Linked DNA regions of Mus musculus: all the other regions are linked to region 1. The links are chromatin loops, found by intact Hi-C in ENCODE. Cell type or tissue: left cerebral cortex. All regions are shown on one strand.

What was found. A loop is a pair of places that touch in the nucleus more often than their neighbours do. Peaks named below come from ENCODE experiments on the same cell type or tissue, not always from the same donor. Only the 100,000 strongest peaks of a DNase experiment are listed, where the experiment ranks them.
Region 2: a loop joins it to region 1, with 2.3 times the contacts of the local background. A loop is called at or near these places in 5 of 42 quality-filtered maps.
Region 3: it touches region 1 in a loop (2.4-fold over the local background); 2 of 42 quality-filtered maps call a loop at or near these places.
Region 4: it touches region 1 in a loop (4-fold over the local background); 5 of 42 quality-filtered maps call a loop at or near these places.

The regions. Positions count from the first base shown.
Region 1 is chr9:59,748,512-59,753,511 of GRCm38, forward strand. Senp8 (SUMO/sentrin specific peptidase 8) reads right to left here and starts at 2,138. Exons shown (of 2, transcript NM_027838.3): 1 at 2,067-2,138. It overlaps Myo9a (myosin IXa), which reads left to right and starts at 2,663. Exons shown (of 44, transcript NM_173018.2): 1 at 2,663-2,834. In left cerebral cortex, a CTCF peak has its summit at 2,369 (motif pointing right); DNase peaks (open chromatin) are centred at 639, 1,512, 2,274, 2,892 and 1 more place; H3K4me3 peaks cover 3,644 bases; H3K27ac peaks cover 1,464 bases.
Region 2 is chr9:59,689,141-59,694,140 of GRCm38, forward strand. All of the region lies in intron 1 of Gramd2 (GRAM domain containing 2), which reads left to right. Among named protein-coding and RNA genes, the nearest start is that of Gramd2, 11 kb to the left of the region's middle. In left cerebral cortex, no CTCF peak of the experiment used is centred here; DNase peaks (open chromatin) are centred at 2,703 and 3,162; H3K4me3 peaks cover 1,216 bases; H3K27ac peaks cover 1,691 bases.
Region 3 is chr9:59,615,000-59,619,999 of GRCm38, forward strand. Parp6 (poly (ADP-ribose) polymerase family, member 6) reads left to right here and starts at 2,285. Exons shown (of 24, transcript NM_001205239.1): 1 at 2,285-2,409; 2 at 3,469-3,708. It overlaps Gm51709 (a long non-coding RNA gene), which reads right to left and starts at 2,125. Exons shown (of 3, transcript XR_003948337.1): 1 at 1,988-2,125. In left cerebral cortex, a CTCF peak has its summit at 2,014; DNase peaks (open chromatin) are centred at 2,174 and 2,827; H3K4me3 peaks cover 1,957 bases; H3K27ac peaks cover 1,121 bases.
Region 4 is chr9:59,655,502-59,660,501 of GRCm38, forward strand. Pkm (pyruvate kinase, muscle) reads left to right here and starts at 1,075. Exons shown (of 11, transcript NM_011099.4): 1 at 1,075-1,148. It overlaps Gm51708 (a long non-coding RNA gene), which reads right to left and starts at 405. Exons shown (of 4, transcript XR_003948336.1): 1 at 336-405. In left cerebral cortex, CTCF peaks have their summits at 477, 1,950 and 4,460; DNase peaks (open chromatin) are centred at 616, 906, 1,704, 1,943 and 2 more places; H3K4me3 peaks cover 4,588 bases; H3K27ac peaks cover 4,413 bases.

The DNA.
Region 1 (5,000 bases):
CCCAGCCCTACTCTTCCTTCATACAATGCTCTAGCCTTATCGGACAACACTCTTATCAGGAGGCAGACAGACAGGTTTCCTTTGATTAACCCTAGTTAACATACAGCAGCTATGCTTTCTTGGGCTTTACCTCATACAACTTTTTCTGTCAAGTGAATTTTTTGTTTAAAAGCCTGTATTCCCCAATACTGTGGGACTGTAAGAAGGCTGCGTTTTAAATATCTTTATATCTTGTTCTTAAATTAGTAAATGAGAAAGACACTTTGAATTGTCAAGGCTGAGTGTACAGGAATGTCTAGGGCGAGTGGATGTTGGGCTTAGAATCCCATAATTGGCTCATCTCTGTTTTGGGGGAGGGGCTAAAAATGTAGATGGTTTTTAAGCTTTGAGCCTGGACATATAGCTTATACAACCGGGTTACCAGGAAGAGGAAGGGTCCATAACTGAGGTGATCTGATTAGGATTGGAGATGGGAAGCAGAAGTGGTAGCCGATGCAAAGAGGATCCGAAAGCTTACGGCCGCCTTGGCTACCAAGCAATTCAGTGAGTCCCTATTGCAAAAACCCAAAGCAAGAGCAAAAACTGAGAGAAGCTGGGGATAGGGCTCAGTTGAGGAGCACGGCCTAGCACTAGCTGCAAACTTCCCGCCTACATGCCCTCCCCGCCTCCCACGCACACGGAACCGTCCTGACTGGAAAGGCAGGAGTGGCTTCCCTTCTCTCAGTTCCCAGAGCAGTCATTTAATTCTTTCAGTCTTCTGCTAAAGCTTCTCATCTTATCTTCAATTCTTTCTCGTCAAAGGATTCCTGCTTTTAAGGTTTGGAAATCAACTCCCTCAGCTTCTTGTCTATTCACACCACTCATCGCTCCTGTGTAGCTTGCTGGACTCTACCCTTAACATTAGTCATCTAGTGAGCTATAGTTTGTTGGAGGGGTATTAGTTTTACTTAAAAAAAGAAAAAAAAAAAAGCATCCTAGGTGATTCTAATGGACGGACAAGCTCGTGTTCTCCTGCTGTTTTTCTCTTCTCTACCCCTCCTCACCCTTAGTCATTCACTTTCAGGTTCCATGGCTCACCCTTCACTCACCCATCACGCCCCGACCTCCCCAAGTCAGGACTGACCCAGAGCCCAGAATCTAGTGCTTGTTCTACTCACTGAGCTAAACTTCACTTTATTCTTTGAGGCAAGGTTTCACTATGTATCCCCTGCTAGCCTGAAACTCGGCGTGTACTACCATATCTGCTTTTTTTTTTTTTTTTTTTTTTTTTTTTAAAATTGGCTCAGACTGGCTTCCCACTTGGAGATCTAGCTGCCTTATTCTTTCAGGAGCTAACAGGCCAGCCATCCCAGGCAATCAGCCATCTTCAAAAACAGCCTTTGCACCTGCATCTGATTATTTCTTGCACTTGTTATAGTTAAGTTTCCCCCGCCTTGTGATCAAGATTGGCCTTAAATTCACTCGCCACATAGTCTAGTTGTTTCAAATGGAAGTCTACCTGCGCGGTTTTTACTAGGTATATGCCAATCCTCTTGCTTTTTACTCTTAGGTTGTTTGTCACATGCCTTTGTACTAGCCTTTCTCTACTCCCATTTTCTTTCTGGCCAGTTTCGGTCCACCAAGGTTTTAACACGAGTTCTCCACAGGCCTGAAAGTCATTTGGGAAAAGTCCTCTTCTGCAATCAAGGACCCCCCCCCCCCCACTCCCCCGTTTGTGTTCAGCTCATCCCGTGTTATTTTACTGTGTTACCATTGCGGATTCTTTGTTTCCTACATCACAGCACTTCAAAAGAGCGGATATTTTTTCATTTTCTTCTAATATTCTGGATTTTACAGCATAGAAACAACTCAGTGAAAAGTCTGTGGAATGAATGGAAAGAAATACTTGGCCACGGGGGCGGGAACAAGTGGGGGGAGGGGCGTGCGTGTGTGGAAAAGGGGCGGCGCTGAGAATCCAGCTGCAGAATGAGGAAGGGGCTCGGACACACTAGAGTCTGCGTGGAGCGCAAAGCGATCCACTGCTTCCAAAAACTGAGACAAACCTAAGTAGGGAGGAGGCGTCTTACCTATTCCTCAGGCCTCACCAACCCAACCAGCCTTCAGGGAGCTCTGTACTGGCCGGAAAGTGAGACTTAAGGTCGTAATCCCAGAGTTTGCCTTTCCAACCTTACGACGTTTTTATGTAGTAATCGAGAATCTAACACGGAGGTCTCAGCCCTGCCGTAAAGTGAAGAAGGAATGGGGAGGCGGGGCCATTCGGAGGGTGGAAAATAGGCGTGTCCGCGCAAGCGCAGGCAGCCCGCTCCAGCAGCGTCACGTGCGGAGGCGGGGCCGGGCGGGGCTGTCCGGGGCTTGGCAGCAGGGGGCGTGGGAGGTAAGTGCGCGCGCGCCTGCTCGGCTGCTGCTGGAGAGCCGCGCGGGGCGGGGCCGCGTGAGCGGGGTCGGGGGCGCGCAGGCCTGAGAGGACTGGGGACGCAGAGGCAGTTGGCGGTGGCCGTCGGAAAGTCCTGGCAGGACGGGGAGGGACTGCGGCGGAGATACCGGTCCCCGGGCAAAAGCAGGGACCGCGGTTTAGCTTCCAACGCGTGCTCTCTGGGCGGGGTGCGGCGGGGGATGTGCCTGCCCAGTCCGGGCGGAGTCTCTCTGACAGGGCGGGGGATGCGCGGCCGCCGCTCTCTCGGACCCTGAGGCGACTGGGCCCACCCTCGCGGAACCCTCCTACCCCCCGGCGGCCTCGGCCTCTGCTTTCTCCTTCTGACCCTGGAAACCGAGCTGGGGAAGCGGCTACCGCCGAAGAGGAAGGGGCTGTGGTGGCCACCGCGGCGCAGCCAGAGGTAAGACCCGCCCCAGCACCCAGCGGCCCTGCCGCCTGGCCTGGCCCGGCCCACGTCTCCCGCTCGGCTCTTTGGCTCCCGGAGGGCTGCCCCGCCCCGCCCCGGCGGAGACGCCCCGCCAGCAGCTCTGCCCCTAAAGCCTAGCAATCGCCGGAGTACCGCCGGGATTCCACCCCCAGACTCGACTCTCCCGTACCTTTCATTGACCAGACACCATTCTGTCCACCAGTAGCCGCGGCGCTTCTGTCACTGGCCCCCTTCCACCTCCTGCTAGAACCTCTTTAGACCCTCTTTAGGACTCTGACTGGAACCTCTAGACACCGTTATGTCGGAGCGGATCCTTGTCTGGGAACCAAGGCCACTACTGCTTCCTAATGCATTGCTACGTCCCAGATCTTTGGGTATCCTACGAGTCATCGCTACCCGAGCTTTCATAGGGACCCTCACGCAGCTTACTTCCAGTCAGGTTTGCTAGGTTTTCCCCCTACCCATACGAGCTTTCAGATAGCCCAATGTCATGATGCTCTTACCTAGTAGGTCTCCGGTTAGCCCTTCAAATCACCATCAGAGTGCTGGATCGCCCCCTCACACCCCCCCCCCCCCCGCCCTGGTGTAGTTTCTCTAGAAGACCTCTTAAGCAAACCTTGTTACCTGATTTCTAACCAATCGGGATCTTTGGTTGAAAAGAAGTTTCCAGGAAAACTCGAAGGGGTTATTTACATAGTCCAGTATATTCACTCCATTGGATTTTAAGGAGTCAGACTGAGACCCATGTTTGGAGCCTCAGGGACTGGTTGCTGAAAGGGAAAGAGAGCAAAGAGTGTGAAAGCCCAGGCAGGGAGGGTATGTGTGCTGTTACAAGGGCAAGCTGCTTGCTCCTCATCTTGTCTCTTCAGTAGAAGGAAAGAACCAGTCTATATCTTGTCACTTCTGGGCTTCTGTAAGGATTAAGTTGCATTACACCAATGAAGATAAGTAACTCTTCATATATTTGTCTCAGCACTGTAGATTTGTACAGATACACAGGTTTTTAACTAGAGGAGTTTTGGATTTACTGTTTTTGAACTTGTTAGAAAAACAGCATTTATAGCTGTTCTTAATCCCTGAAGGCTAATGTTTTTAGTATTTTTTTACCACCCAGTCTTCTCCAAGGACCAAGTATAAGTGTCATTCAGAATTGAAGTTATTATTAACAGCTTTCTTAGTAGTAGTAAAATATTGAATAAAATGTTTGTTGAAATTATACTCCTGAGATGTCAAGAGGGAAGCGTAATGTTAAGTGTTAAGTGTATAATTTTAATGTTTATGTAAGGGTGGGGGATATTTTTGTAGTTAGTACTTACGGTTTTTTTTTCCTTTCATTTTTTTGTGTCTGTGTGTAATACAGGGAGAAAAACCAATTTACATTATGGGTATTAATGAGACACAGTTTAGAAGTCAAAACCATCAGAATAGTGTAGTAAAAAGTTTCTCTTTCTCCAATCTCCAATTGTTCATTTTCTATTTTTCAGCTTCTGTAATTGGTATGATGTGATATTTCCAGCGTTTATAAGCTTATATCTGTATTTTAAAGACACACAAACTATACACAAATTATTCCATTTTCACATACTACTGCTGAGTCCTAGAGATCATTCAGCAATAGTGTTCACGGAAGAGCCACATTTACTGGTTGGGTAGTATTCCATTTTGATGGACTTGGATTTATTTTTAGTCCTTTTTCTAAAAATTACTGCAAGCTTTTATTCTAAATGTACCAGGTATTATATGTATAAATGATTTTCATGGTTTGAAAAAATTCTGATAATTATTTTTGTATTGAACCTATAAAAAGAAGTGTATCTGAAGTAAACTTCTCATGGACTCTCTTGAGCTACAACTCAAGACTACTTTTAATGGTAATTATATTTATCAGATCAATTATTAAAGGATTTGAAGTGAGGGACCAAAATGTTCAGATGAGCATTTTTAAAAGTCACTTTAGAGCAGATTAAAAGTAGAATAAAGTTAAAGCCAGAAATATATTAGAAGGGTGATACCATAGTTCTGAATTTGGATATTGGTAGTTGACAAGTCTTGGTGATTTGATGGAAAAGCATACAGAGAGGACAAAATTGGAGATATTGTTCCAATCTTTCCCCTTATGTGAGGATCCATATGATGAAG
Region 2 (5,000 bases), 59 kb before region 1:
TTTGACAAAATTGTAGATTCAAATTCAATTCTACTTACTATATATATATATATATATATATATATATATATATATATATATGTATGTATGTATGTATCAGAAATCCACCTGCCTCTCTCTGCCTCCCGTGTATATTATAGTTTTATAATGTTATGCATTACAACTTTCAGGAGTCATGTCTCTTCTTGCCATGATATGTTCCAAGGATGGGACTCAGGTCATCAGGCTTGTATGGTTTGTTTGTTTGTTTTTGTTTTTTGAGACAGGATTGGCCTGAAACTGTATCCCAAGCTAGCCTAGAATGTTCCACAATTTTAGCTCAGCGTCTCTACTTCTGGGATTACATGAGTGTCCCTCTACTGTGGCTTTGTTAATTTTTCTACTAGGTTACTTAATGACTTGGATATATCCATTACATATATTTAAAACTCAATCATCTGTACAAATGTTTTTAAAAAACAATTCCCACTGTGTTGCCCAGGTTGCCTGCTTTAGCTTCAGGGCATTGAGTGATAGGCACATAGATGGCACTGCCCAGCTTTGATTTGTTCATCAAATTTTACATTTTGATGTAGAAGAGTTTAACATTTCTTATGCAATTAAAAACTTTATTATTAGCCGGGCGGTGGTGGCACACACCTTTAATCCCAGCACTTGGGAGGCAGAGGCAGGTGGATTTCTGAGTTCGAGGCAAGCCTGGTCTACAAAGTGAGTTCCAGGACAGCCAGGGAACACAGAGAATCCCTGTCTCGAAAAACCAAAAACCACAACAAAACAAAACAAAACAAAACAAAACAAAACAAAACAACCTTTATTATTGTAGCCAGGCACTTGGAGGATGGGGTGGGCAGAGGCAGATGGATCTCTGTGAGTTTGAGACCAGCCTGGTCTACAGAGAAAGTTCTAGGATTGCCAGAACTACTACACAAAGAAACCCTGTCTCAAAAAACCAAAAAAGGTGGGGGGAGCTTTATTATTTTAAAACTATGTATAGGTATATGCGTGCCTGCATATGCGTGTGTATCTGTGAGTCCAAGTACCGAAGAAGGGCAGAGGTGTGTGCTCCTTAGGGCTGGTGTCACAGACAGTTGTGAGCCACCATATGGGTTTGGGAATAGAATCTGGGTCCTCTGGAGGGGCAGCCAGTGTGTGGGACCACTGTGCCATCTCTGCAGTCCCTTATACAGTTAAATCTTTGTTTTCTAGATTTTGTACCTTACTTGGGAAACCCTTCTAATATTAAAAAAGTTTTTATTTTATTCTAATTCTTTATATATTTAGACTTATAGGTATCTAGCTGGGTGTGATGATGTATGCCTATAATCCCAGCACTCAGAAGACTGAAGCAGGAGGATTGGCTTGAGTTCAAGACCCTGCTTCAATTTAACTCAAAAGTTAGAGATATACAGATGTCTACTGTGCATGGAATATATTTTTGTGAGTGATGTGAGATAGCCTATGTCCTATCACATTTATTAGGCAACTTATTTTCTCTTTCTCAAAATATTTTCATTGTACACTCAAATTTCTTATATCCACAGATGTTTTGCTGGTCTCTCTGTGTCCCATTGATATTACTCTTTTGTAAGCCAGCACTACCTTTGTAATTTGCTCTGCATTTGGCTAGGTGGAGCCTCCACATTTTCTTTTCAAAAAATTTTTTTGACTGCTCTCAAGCATATAGTCTTCCAGATCAAATAAAATGTAGGACCATTTAGAGTCAATTTACAAGACTTTACCTCTCCCCCAACCCTCCCATTATGTAATCTAGGTAGGCCTCTAACTCAGCATGATCCTCCTGCCTCAGCCTCCTGTTCCAGGCATGGGCCACCACACCCAGCTATAGATTTCTGTGTTGCTCTTGTAACAATTAGAACAGTAATGAACTCTTAGGGCTAGGGGTGTAGTTGGGTGGGCTGGTAGAATCCTTGCCTAATGTGTGTGAGGCATCCCCCAGTGGGCGGGGGGGCATCTCTTACTGTGTTTTTTATGTATGGTCAAAGTATCACAGTTTCTCTGTCTCTTCCTGTGCATGTGTGTGTGTCTGCTTGCTCTCGTTCACTTGATTCAGAGGTCAAGTGTCGGCCTCAATTGCTCTCCGTCTCCTCTCTCCAGATCAAATTGAAGCCCTCATTCTTTTTTCTTCCTTCCTTCCTTCTTTTCTTTTTTGTTTTTTTGTTTTTTTCAAGACAGGGTTTCTCTGTATAACTCTGGCTGCCCTGAAACTCACTCTGTAGACCAGGCTAGCTTCGAACTTAGAAATCCGCCTGACTGAAGCCCTCATTCTTACGTGAAAGCGTTCTTACCGATTAGGCCATCTCACCAACCCCCTAGGTTTTTCTTACATTGTCAATTTTTTTAATACATAAATCTTTATACTTCTCACCTTTGTACAATAGCTACAACCTCCAAAGGTTGAATTAACAGTGACAAGAGCTGGCACTCCCTAGGACTTTTTATCAATTACATAGTATAGGGTGCTCCCTGGGGAAGAGGCCCCAGGACCCAGCAAGCTGCTCAAGACTAGATCATTGGTCAGGAATCTGCCTGGGGAGCCACGTTGTCGAGAGCCTGCGGCAGGGTGTGGACTCCAGCCCTGCCAGGGGTGTGCACAGTCGCGGCCAGCTGCCAGCTCTGGTACTGGGCACCACTCCAGGAGCCCAGCGCGGGCTCAGCATCCCGGGAAGCTGGTTGGTGGGGACGCTGCTCCCTCTCTCACGTCAGGTCTCCCGATCTACTCTGCTACCAGCTCGACTCCCCAGCTGGCAGAGGGCCGGACCGCGCCATACTGACGCGATCAGTGTCGCTGCAGGCGCCGCCTTGGGAACCACTAAGTGTGGTACTGGAATTCTGGGTGTGGCTGCCACCAGGGACCGAGGGACCTTGGTCTTCCCGGTCCTTTCCAGGGCAGGTTTAGCAAAGAAACTATGGTTGGTGCGTCCTTGGGGTGGAGGAGCTGCAGGTGAGAGTGGCTGGAGGGGGGCGGGGGGGATGTGACCAGGCAGTGAAGCAGCACCAGGTCTCCAATGAACGTTCTCAACAACCTTTTAGGACTTTTAGAAGTGTGTAGCCCTGCCCAACCCTGGCAACTGTGCCATCTCTTACTGGAAGGGAGGAGAGGCAAGCATCCCAGGCTAGTGTGGTTCTGAGCTGGCTGGTGGCCCGGTTTCCTCACATGTGGTCAGAGCCTCACTGTCCCTCCCAGTCACCAGTCTGGGAGGAAGGAAGGAGGAGTCAGGCCCATCACAGTACCAAAGTGTCTTTGCTGAGGTTACCCGTCCACGTGTCCAAATTCAAGGTCCGTCCTTCGCTTCTGCTGTTAATTACCCTCAGCAAACCTCAGCACTGTTTCATCCCGATGCCTGCCCAGTTCTCCTTCGGAAATGCTTCCGTGTTTTCATGGCAACCTACACGCCTGGAATTTTATATTTTCCTATTTGTTTTGTCATGTTTTTCCAGACAGGGGTCCTCTGTGTAGCCCTGGCAGTCCTGGAACTCACTCGGTAGACCAGGCTGGCCTTGAATTCAGAGATTCTCCCTGTCCTTACCTCCTGAGTGTCGGGATTAAGGTGAAAGAAAAGGCGAATGCTGGGATTAAAGGCGAGTGCCAATATTTCCCGTATTTTTTTTTCTTTCTATTTCTTAGGCCCCTATATATAACCTAATTTTGGGGGGACTGCCTCTCTCTTTTTCTTCTATACAATCTTTAAGCCCTGGATCTCTTCTTTCTTCTTCCCTCCCTTCCTCCTCGTTTACATTGAGATAGAATTCATACTCTATAAAATTCATGTCTGTTTGCTTTTTTATTCAGTGCTAGGGATGCAGTTAGGCCCTATACAGGCTAAGACCATGTGCTACACAGCCATCTGCTGCCTGTCCAATTCAGTGATGTTTATAATGTTCACACAGTTGTGTAACCAAGACCACTGTTTAATTCCAGAATATTTGCCCTGCAAAGAAGCTAAATGTATCATTAGACACATCACTATGACCGGTTTGCCCGTTCCCTGCCCCCGCCCCCCAGGAAGTACCAGTCTGCTTTATGTCTGTGTACAGACCTGCCAGTTTTGTATTTTCCTTACTCATGTAACCACAGAGTAAGTGGTCTTTTGTGACTGGCTTCTTTCATTAACAGTATTGTAAAGATCCTTTTATAGAGGCTGGAGAGATGGCTCAGTAACTACCTGTAACTCCTGCTCCTGGGGATTTGACATCCTCTTCTGGCATCTGCACTCACTGAGATCAGCCATCCCTTCCCACACCACTGCTGTGAGTTTTAAAAAGAGATTCATTTGAGATTAGCATGTGTCAGTGCTTTTGTTTCTTGGGCCTTTTTTGGATAGCAAAGGAAATATTTTGTTTATCTATGGATAAGCGTTTGGCGTTTGGGCCGTTTTCATCTTTTGACTTTTCTGAAAATGCTGTGAGAATTCACACATAGTACTCTGTGTGGACGTGCATTTTTGTTGATTTATTATTTTTAATTGTTTAATTGGGGGCTGGAGAGATGTCTGTGTGTGGGTGTGCATGTGCGTGTGAAGTGCCCACAGAGGCCTAGAAGTGTCAGATTCCCCAGGAGCTGAAGTTAAAGACGCTTGTAAACTGCGATGTGGGTAATGGAAATCGAACTCTGGTCCTCCGGAAGAGCAGACATGCTTTGAACCACTGAGCCATCTCTGAACACCCATTTCTAACTCTCTTTTGTATGTTCCTTGGGATGTCTGTTAGGTTGCATGATAACTTCAGCGGTTTGAAGAACCACCAGGTTTCTTTCCAAAGTACTTGCCCTGTCTCACATTCCCACCAAGGGGAGAAAAGGGTCCCAGTGTCTCCACAGCCTCACCCACACCTTCATTGAAGATAGTCTTCCGGGGGCATGGGGTGGCAAGCTTTGTGGCTTTGATTCTCTTTCCCTGGTGACCAATGATGTTGATGGCCTTTTTACACGCTTCCTGGATGTTTAGTATCATCATCTTCTGAGAAATACTGCTTCAAATATG
Region 3 (5,000 bases), 130 kb before region 1:
CACTAGGTCTACTAACAGAACTGAGATTATAGTGATGTAGGTCCTGGGGTGGTGACTCAGTCAGTAAAAATCTGCATGAAAACTTGGAAGACTCAAAGTCAGATCCTCATTACCCATGTAAAAAGTGGGGTACAGTAGTACCATCTGTAATCCCAGCACTGGAGAGGAAGAGACAAGAGAATCCTTGGAGTTTGCTGGCCAACCAGTCAATCCATTTATAAACAACTCTTTTGGTGAGAGTCTCTCTCTCTCCCCCTCCCCCTCTCTCCCCACCCCCATCACCCCCCCACACACACACACACACAGAGGGAGGAAGGGAGGCAGGGAGGGAGACAGTCAAGGAGGGAAGGAGGCAGGGAGGGAGGGAGAGAGGGAGTAACTGACTAATGGAAAATGAAGAAAGCCAGGAAGAGCATAATAATCTATAAAGCAGTTAAAATTCATTGAGTACGGGAGCATGAGAGGGAAAGGGTTAAAGAGAGGGAATCCTGGGAGGTTGTGGGATTCTGCCATTCCACATTTCATTCATGGGAACAAAACCTTTGTGTTTTCTTATGTTGAACACATTTCCACAGTGCATGCTCTCAGAAGACTATGTGACCCTAAGTCCAGTTCTGAACTACTGTGAACTATTGCACTCTGAGACTGGAGTATATCCCTCAGTTTTCTTCAGTTATTACAATGTAACAAAACACCAAAATCTGTTAGCAGTCAGCGGCCTGGGGATCCTTGGCTCGATCCAGTTGAGACTCATGAGTAAGCAAGGAGAGAAACTAGAACCCAGGGGGCAAGCACAACGGCTCAAGCCAAGAATGCAATAATTTAATTTTCTCTTCTTTCCTTCCTTCTTTTTTTTTGAGACTGTTTCTTTGTGTAGCTTTGAGTGTCCTAGAACTAGTGCTGTAGACCAGACTAGCATCTCAGAGATCTGCCTCTGCCTTTAAAGTGCTGGGATTAAAGGCATGCACCACTACCGTCCCACACTTTTTTTTTTTTAAGGGTTTTTTTTATTTTTAATGTATGAGTATCTGCATGTACACCTGCATGCCAGAAGAGGGCCCAAGATTTCACTATAGATGGTTCTGAGCAACCATGTGGTTGCTGGGAATTGAACTCAGAACCTCTGGAAGAGCAGCCAGTGCTCTTAACCCCTGAGTCATCTCTCCAGCCCCACTTTTTTTTTTTAAGATTAATTTTACATATGCATGTTTGTGTTTTCCTGCATATATGTGCGTGCAACGCATTGGTTCCTAGTGCCTGTGATGGCCAGAGAGGGTAGTAGATCTCCTGAAACTGGAGTTTCAAATTATTGTGAACTGACTCGTAGGTGCTGGGAACCCAACCCAGGCCTTTGACAAGTGCAGCCACTGATCTTGGCTGCTGAGCTTTCTCTTCCATCCCAACTAAAATGTTTCATTTAGTTAATTTCTGAGATGGTTTCATATATCCCAGGCTGGCCTTGAATTGGCTATGTAGCTTAAGACTTCTATGGGGGCACACGCCTTTAATCCCAGCACTTGGGAGGCATAGGCAGGTGGATTTCTGAGTTGGAGGCCATCCTGGTCTACAGAGTGAATTCCAGGACAGCCAGGGCTATACAGAGAAACCCTGTCTCGAAAAACAAAACAAAACAAACAAAAACAAAAACAAAAAAACCACAAAAAACAAAAAGACTTCTAACTTGATTTTTGTGCTTCAACTTTCTGAATGCTGAGATAACATTATACAGACTACAGGCACGACACGGGATTTACACACCTGTGCATAAACTAAGGGTTTGTGGTTGCTAGGCAAACACTCTTCCAAGTGAGCTATGTCCCCAGTCCCCTGTGTGATGAGAAAGCCTGGGTGCGGTCGGTACACCGAAGCAAATGAACATGGGAGCAAGTCAGATTTCAGAATTTTAACTTTTGATTCCTATTTTTGTCTGGCTTCAAGCTGCACCAAAGGGGCACCTCAGTATCTCTATATAGGCAATCTAGATTACCTTCTTCTGCAACCCTCCTAACCACACGAGGCGACAAAGAAAAACATTATATTTCGGCATGTCCGGAGAACCTCTTTCTCAAGCTCCCTCCGGGCCCCAAAGCGCAAGCGCCACTCTCTCGCTTCCTCACGCCTTCAACTCTGGATCACTGCGCACGCGCGCCCTGGCTAGCACCCTGGGGTGGGGACACGCCCAGGTACAGCACGCACCGCGGTTGGTCGGAAGAGGACACCTGATCGCGGTGTCTTCGCCTGAGCATGCGCAGAGCGCCCCGGCGTGCCCGAGACCGCACGCTGAGGCGTGTGGTGCGCGACCTCACCCGCCCGCCTCGGTCCCCGCCCCTTGGCCTGCCGCTCCGCCCCCGCGGGGCGTCCCGGGCCGCTCGTCCCCTCCGCGGCGGCCGCGCGCGGCCCGGGGTCGCCGTGAGTACTCTCTAGGCTGGCGTGTGGGGAGGCTGGAGTGGGGATGGGGCGGGGCGGTCGGGCTGCTGGCAAGGTCCGCCCTGCCTGAGGGACCAAGTAAGGGATGCTGACAGGCTTCGCTCGGCTGGGCGGCTGGCGGCGGCGAGCCGCAGACGGGTCCTTAACGGGGAAGGCCGGAGCTGAGGGCTTTGGGGGACACCTGGAGAAGAGGCCTCAGGCCCTGCCCTGCATGCGCAGGTGTCCTCGCGAGCGTCTTGGTCTTCTCCCTCCGCCCGGGCTAGGGTTAGCGCTGGCCCGCGGGTCTCGCCCCTCCGCACCCTCCTTCGCCCTTTGTTTAGTAGCCTAGTCCTTTTGACACTTCCGTTGGAGTGGAGTTTTCTTCTCCTAGCACACTGAGCTGGAAGTCAAGCCCAGAATGTAGACGTTGAGATCAGAGGCGTCTCTTGACTAGGTATACGTTAAATGGTCACTCTGAAAAGTGCCAATGGACGTAGAGAAAAAGACCTTTGTGGGTCGTCCGAAGGCTTATTTACCGTTGGCACGATCTCATAGAAATAGACCAAGCGTGTTAATGCGAGCTGCCATCCCCCAGAATAAACACTGAGCCTAACAGCACACTTCTCTGGGCACTCTTAATAGTCTCTATTTGATCTAGCTCCTCTTGAAAGGTTCCAGATCTGCCCCCCACCCCCACCCCGAACTAGTTATTACATGAAAAAATGGATAGATTTGGCCCTATCAAACGTTCAAGTTACTTATGCAAGTTTTGTGACCTCCCTAGGTTGGAGTATTAAATATGTAACATGAAAACTTTGAACTAGGTCATCTCTCAGCCCCCTCTTTTTTTTTTTTTTTCTTTTTTAATGAATTCCGTGCTCCACCATCTGCCTTTTCCCACTCTCCAGCTTTTAAATCTACTCTCCATTCCTGAGAGAAGGCCATGGAGTGTTGAGGATTCAAGTCTTTTTTTACTAAAACAGTCTGGTTGGAGAAGCTGGTCATTTCATAACTGTCTTTTCCTTAGAAAAACTGATTTTTTTTACCCCCTCCTTTTAATAGCATCAGAAACCAAGCAGCAAACCCTGAGGAGATGCTCAGTTTTCCTTGACTTCTACAGTGAAAGACCTTGAGAAAGTTGGCACTTCTAGCCTAAGCTGCCCTCATTCTACTGCTCACCCCAAGACAACCCAGGCTGGACTGTAGTGCTTCCCTCTTCGTCCAGAGCAGCATTTGACTGTTTTCAATCTAAAAGAACCCTGGTCCCAAACTTCATAATTGGCACCTCAGCTGCTCTTGAAGGTGAATGAAGTCTTGATTTTTAAAAAGCATTTTGTGTGATTTTTGTCAGTTTAGTAGCAGCATTTAAGTTCTTATACTTACCTCCTATTTGGCCTAGGTACATAGCTGAGGGCTCATTCACTAATTCAGTAAATGTGTTATAGAGGCTGAGAATGGTGAAAACAGTAAAATCTTTGCTTATAGAGCTACAGTCAGGAGTGAGAGAGATGGCTCAGCAGTTAGGACCACTGGACTGCTCTACCAGAGGTCCTGAGTTCAGTTCCCAGCAACCACATGGTGGCTCACAACCACCTGTAATGGGATCTGATGCCCACTTCTGGTGTGCCTGAAGACAAAGTACTCATATACAGAGAGAGCTTACAGTCTGGTGAGAGATAAATGTAAGAGTGGTCAGAGCTGTGGTGAAGAAAACAATGTGGAGGGGGATCGAGAATGCTAGTGTGGGTATTTTATATGGGCAGTCAAGGTGACCTTTGGCCAGAGTGTGGATATCTAAAAAGGAATCCTAAAGGGGAGAACAGTAGAGACAAGATGTGTAGTGGGACTATTCTTACTGTGTTTGAAGAACAGCAGAGAGCACAGAGACAAAGGGAAAGCATTTGATTTTATAAATGTAGAAAATTTCAACTATGTACCCAAAAGTAGGGCATATAGGAAACCCTTGTGTACATTAGCTTCATCAGTTTCCATTTTTTGTTGCTGTTGTTTGTTTTGTGAAATGTAGCTCTTGGCTCTCCTGAGACTCAGTATGTAGTCTGCACTGGTGGAGAACACAGAGAGAACCTTTTGCCTCTGCCTTTAAAAATTCTGGGTTTTGTTTTTGTTTTTGTTTTTGTTTTTTGAGACAAGATTTCTCTTTCTAGTCCTGGCTGTCCTGGAGCTCATTCTGTGGCCCAAACTTGCCTTGAATTCACCGAATCTGCCTGCCTCTGCTGGGATTAAAAGTGGGCACCACCATCCCCCTGCAGAGTGCTGGAATTAAAGACACATCCCACCATGCTTGGTTTACAGTTATCAGCATTTTGCCAAATTTATTTCTTCTCTTTTCCCACTTATTTTATTTGGAACTGGGGTAATATTTAATTTTTTTTAATTGAAAATAAAATTCTGGTTGACCTACAATGAGTTTTTTCATACATATAATTGGACCTTATTTATAACCCCCCCCGAATATTTTTAAAGCAATTATCAGATATGAGGTTATCTCATCTCTAAGGGTGTTAGTTGTAATTGATTTTTGCATGTTGTTTTTTTGATCAGTCAGATAGTACTGCCAGCTTAAAAACTGCTAT
Region 4 (5,000 bases), 93 kb before region 1:
AAGGCCTGTGATTCAACTACAAAGAAGTGTCTGCTTGAAATGGTCACACCCATCTTTTACCAAGAAAAACAAAAGAACAAAACAAAACCAAAAAAAATCCAAAACCTAAGGTACAGTCTTCCCATTTAGAATGTGGCAACATTGTATCTGCTTTCAAAACTCTGCGGAATGAAGACTAGTGTTAACAGTTGGGAAATTAGAAAATACTTTGTAGGGAAAAAATTGTTAATGCCTCCAATACTACAAATTTAAATACATACACGCCTGAGTCAAAAACCAGTGTTGACTCCTGCATAGATAATGGCTACACGTAGGTCCAGTTCTGCACTAATTACCTTGGATTGGTTTGCTGCGTCCAGGTCCAGGCATTTTAAAAGTGCAGGATTCGAGACTCAAAGTATTAACATGGGTCCAATCTAGCCCTCCTTATTAGGAGGTCGCGCTCACGTTCCAAAGAGAGACTTAAGTTCTTCCTACCCAGCCTCTAAGTCTGGAACCCTCTAGGAGGCAGCCCAGACCTTCCACCACTCTCTTGCTCCCATCACCCCAGCTTCCCGTTCCGCTCAGCCTCAGAGGGTGTACTGGGGCGGGCGCCGGGAGGGTGGAGAGTCTCCGGGCGGGGCTGGAGGAATGTCCGTGGACCTATAAATCTGGGCACCGCCCTGGTAGGCCAGGGCAGATGGGGAGACCTGGGCAAAAGGCCAAAAAGGGAACATTTTGTAGCCGATCTAAAGCAACAGGTGGCGGTGGCGCCCGGGAACCTAGGGGTGGTGGTGGCGGCGGCGGCGCTGGCCCGGTGGGCGGGCCTTGCTCCCTCACCACTTCCCCATTGGTCAACAGGATAACCCTTGAGCAAATTTGGTCTACGATGTCCTTCCGCCACGGAAGGTAGTCCTCCTCAAAAGGGCAACCTGCTTGTCCCGCCTACCCTGAGCTTCTCTCAGGAGGTGCGGGCGCCCCGTTGAGAGGCGGGGCGCCGCCGGCCGCAGCCCGGATTGGGCGAGGGGCGGGGCTGCGGAGGGATTGCGGCGGCCCGCAGCTGTGATAACCTTGAGGCCCAGTCGGCGCAGCCCCGCACAGCAGCGACTCGTCTTCACTTGACTGACGTCCGCTCTAGGTATCGCAGCAGGAACCGAAGTACGCCCGAGGTGAGCGGGGAGAACCTAAGCCATCTGTCCCCAGAGCCGATGCCCACTGGTGTGTAACGCAGGCCTGCCTGCCCACGCGGGACTCAGGCGCCAGGCATCGAGCATCCCACTCCGGGTTGGGGAGGAGCCACACTTGAGTCCAAGTCTTAATCCTCCAAATTGAGGGTGGCCGGCTAGCTCCTTTCCCACGGTCTCATTCTGCTCTCTCTTCCATCTCAATCTGGTTCCAGCCTCTTATCTTACTATTGCTATCCTCGCCACCCTGTTCTCGCCCTGCTCCGATGCTCGTCCTCCTACATCCACTACGACTTACGACCTTCCTCTTAGCTCTGTGCCCTCATAATTCGGTGCCCTCCTCTTAATCTCTACTTGAAATAATTCCCCTACTCACCCCACCCCCACCCCCCATTCAGCCTCCGCGTTCATCCTCCTTTCAGGTCAGCGTTCTCTTCCCGCGCCAGTGTTCGCAGCTCTTCGTCGCCCCTCCCCCCTCCGATCCGGTCACGTCCGCGCCGCAGCATCCTTTCAACCTCCATATCCTCGCCCCTCCCCCTCGCAGCTTTTCCCCTCCCCCCGCATTCTAGTCACGTCCGCGGACTCCTCGTGGTCCGGTGCATGGAGGTAGGATGCAGTCACTAGCGGTCCTTGGTAATGCAGCTACAAGTTACGTAACTTTTGTATTCCCGGTGGCCTGGCAAGAAAGGTTGGCCGCTATTGCTGCCTGTTTTGTGTGCCCGCAGATTTTTGGTGGTGGGCACGGGCCCTCATTGCTCTCGCGCTCCATCCTGCGGCGGAGGGGCGGCACGTACTGCGATGCGTCTGATTAATCGGTCATGCTGCTCCCACGTGCTGGCGAGGGGGAGGGTGGGCGATCAACCCATACCCGTTCCCGACAGAAACTGGAGCCCGACGCTACCAGAACACACATAGCCCACAGAGCTCGGTCTAATTAGGGAAGCAGATTTTGTCAAGTCAGTGCTATGAGGAAGATGGGGCTGCATGCACAAGGTGGCCGGCATACTGGTTTTGAAAAAGCCGGGCATCTTCTAGTCTGAAGGCTATAAAGACCCAGTAAATACCCAGTCATAGTAAGATAAGAGCTCGACCACTTTTTCCAAATCCAGGACACTGGTAGTTTGGAAAAAGTGAACCTTATAGTGAAAATCCAGTCGTGCATGGAGGCAGCTAGGTTTTGGAATCCGGTGTGATCTATTAATATTCTTAGGTTTGGCCTCTGGTCCTGTGTCACTCCAGGCTGCTAAATTACTGGTCTCCTTGTAAGTACGGGCCATCCTCGATGTAGTGACTAACCTCGGGTGAAATATCCAGAAGGGCATGCATTATATCCTTTTGGTCAATGAATGAAGTAGTTACCTTGAAGGCTACCAACTTGATTCTGTCTCCTTACTATTTTTATGCACATTAGGGGTAAGCTTGGGGAGGCAGGTAGGCTCTGAATACCCAGTATGCCCATGGAAACAAATTCTCTCTGGAATCCCGTCAGTGTTTACAAAGTAATTAATGTTACATTGCAGCTCTCCTGAGAAAGAGCTATCTAAAGGGAGAAATCTGTGCAGCCTTTGTCTTTGGCTGTGAGGGTAGAAACAAAGAAACAGGTACCCAGATAGAAGCCTTCCGGTCCTCTTTGTTCAAGTAAGCCTTTTATGCCTTCTGGCTTGTAGGAAGTTTGGTACTGTTGCCCCAACAGTGGGGTGGGGGGGCTCAGATCAAGACTCAAGGAAGCATTGTTAGCAAATAATTTGCCCTCTGATGGCCTGATTATGCTGTAGGAAAGGCAGTGAGGGTGTTCTTTGGGAAAGTAGTGTAAACCATCACCGGGTCTGGGCAAGATGACTCAACCTTTCAACTTTGCGGCTTTTGAGAAAATTTTCTTCCTTGGGTGAGTGAGGGGACCACACTTGTTCTCTGAAGTGTTGTAAGGTTCCCTCTTTTTTAGTGAGTCAAATAGCGTGCATTTTCCCTGAATTAAACATGTCTCACTCAGACTGAGTGTGGTGGTTCAGCTTTAATCCCAGTACTTGGGAGGAAGGCCTGTGAGCTTGAGAACATGGAGCGGGTGATACCCTGTTTCCAGAGGTGGCGGGTATCACCTAAATGAAGGTGACCATAAGAGTGGAAATGTGGAGTGGCTGCTTCTAGACGGCATATTTTCATTCTTGAATGATTGGCACAGCAGCTTTTCATAGAACAACCAGTATCCAGATTGGCAGTTTCTCTCGAGGCATTTCTGAATTATTGCTTAAGCCAAACTATATGAATACTAATCACTTATTTAGTACATAGCTATTTTCATTTTAAGCATTATATTTTAAATTATTTAATTTGTAGGGAAATTTGTTAAGAACTGTTTGCCAGCACTCAGGAGGCAGAGGCATGCAGATCTGAGTTTGAGGCCAGCCTACTCTACAAAGTACCAAGACATCCAGAGCTACACAGAAACCCTATTTTGGGAGTGGGCTTTGGTGGAAATGTATCTCAACCAGGTATAATGGCCCTTGATCCCTTTATTCCCGGTGTTCTGGAGGCAAACTGGCAAATGACTTTGAGTTTAGTCCAGCCAGTGAGTGACTTGGCACATTTCATAGCTGACTCCAAACAGATTTATGGGGGCTGGGTATGCCATCTGTGTTATATGAACGTGTTGGTCACAGGAAACGCTATTTTATTTCTTAAAGCTGTTAATTGCTTAATATTGAGTGGAAGGGATGAGGAAGCGGCTATGGACAGAAAGGTAGAAAAAGCGTTTCTTGCCTTAAACTCACATTGGGTTTTTAGCATCTTTAGCTTTTTTGCAGCAAGTCGACACGAGTTGGGCAAGAACTAAGCTGGAGATTGAGGTAGAGGAAAATGACTCATTTGTCTTTCAGTTTCTCAATCATCTCAAATACCCACAGGCAAGTTAACTGGTGAGTTTTTTTTTTTTTTTTTTTTTTTACTGCTTCTGGTAAAGGACCGAGTCATCTCTGTAAACTGCACTCATGGAGACTATAATAGGAGTAGATGACTGTATGACGAAGAACATTCTTCCTGCCCTGGAACTTTCGTGCGTCTTGAAATTTTTAACCAAGAGCCAGACTTACTTTGGCTATGTAGTAATCAGGAGAGGTGAGCCCCACGTGCATCGTGGCCTGCAAAACTGCTGGATCTTAAGGCCTAGTGTAGCTACTCAGGTTTGGAGGTGGTCCCAGGGCACCACCAGCTGTGCTGTGAGGCCACACCCCTACTGTGGTTTGTGCCTGTCTGCACGTAGGAGAGAGGTCTGGGCTGCAGTACCTTAAGTGGCCTCTAGGGAGCTCTGAGCATCTCCTGAGGCCTGCCTCCAAAGGAAGCTGTATTCCTTCTAAATGTGTGAATAACCTTTAGGCCATATTTTGGCCTTAAAGTACTGGTGTCTCCAGTGTAAAAGACTTTACCCTTTGCCATGCCCACTTTGGAGGAGTCAAAGGTTTGATTTGATGTAGAGAAGGGCTGGGTGTGGTGGAATGTATTTTTAATCTCAGAGAGACAGGACAGTCAGGATTTGTAGAGTCCTTGTCTCAAAAAAACAAAGTAGGGAAGGGGCTGGCAATGTAGATCTGATACAAAGCCATGGTCCATCCCTACTACTACATAAAATGCACATAGTAGCACGTGTCTGTAATCATACTGAGCAAAGGACAGTGGGATTGGAGAAGTTGTGAGTTGGAAAAAACAAAATGGACTATGAACTGAATAAAGTCAGAATGCTATTTAATTAAGTTTTGGAAACTATAAAGATAAAAAGTCAGTGTTGATGCTAAGTTCTGGGTGGGAGAAATGGAGTCTTTAGATCCCACTCCTTGGGGAAAAGGC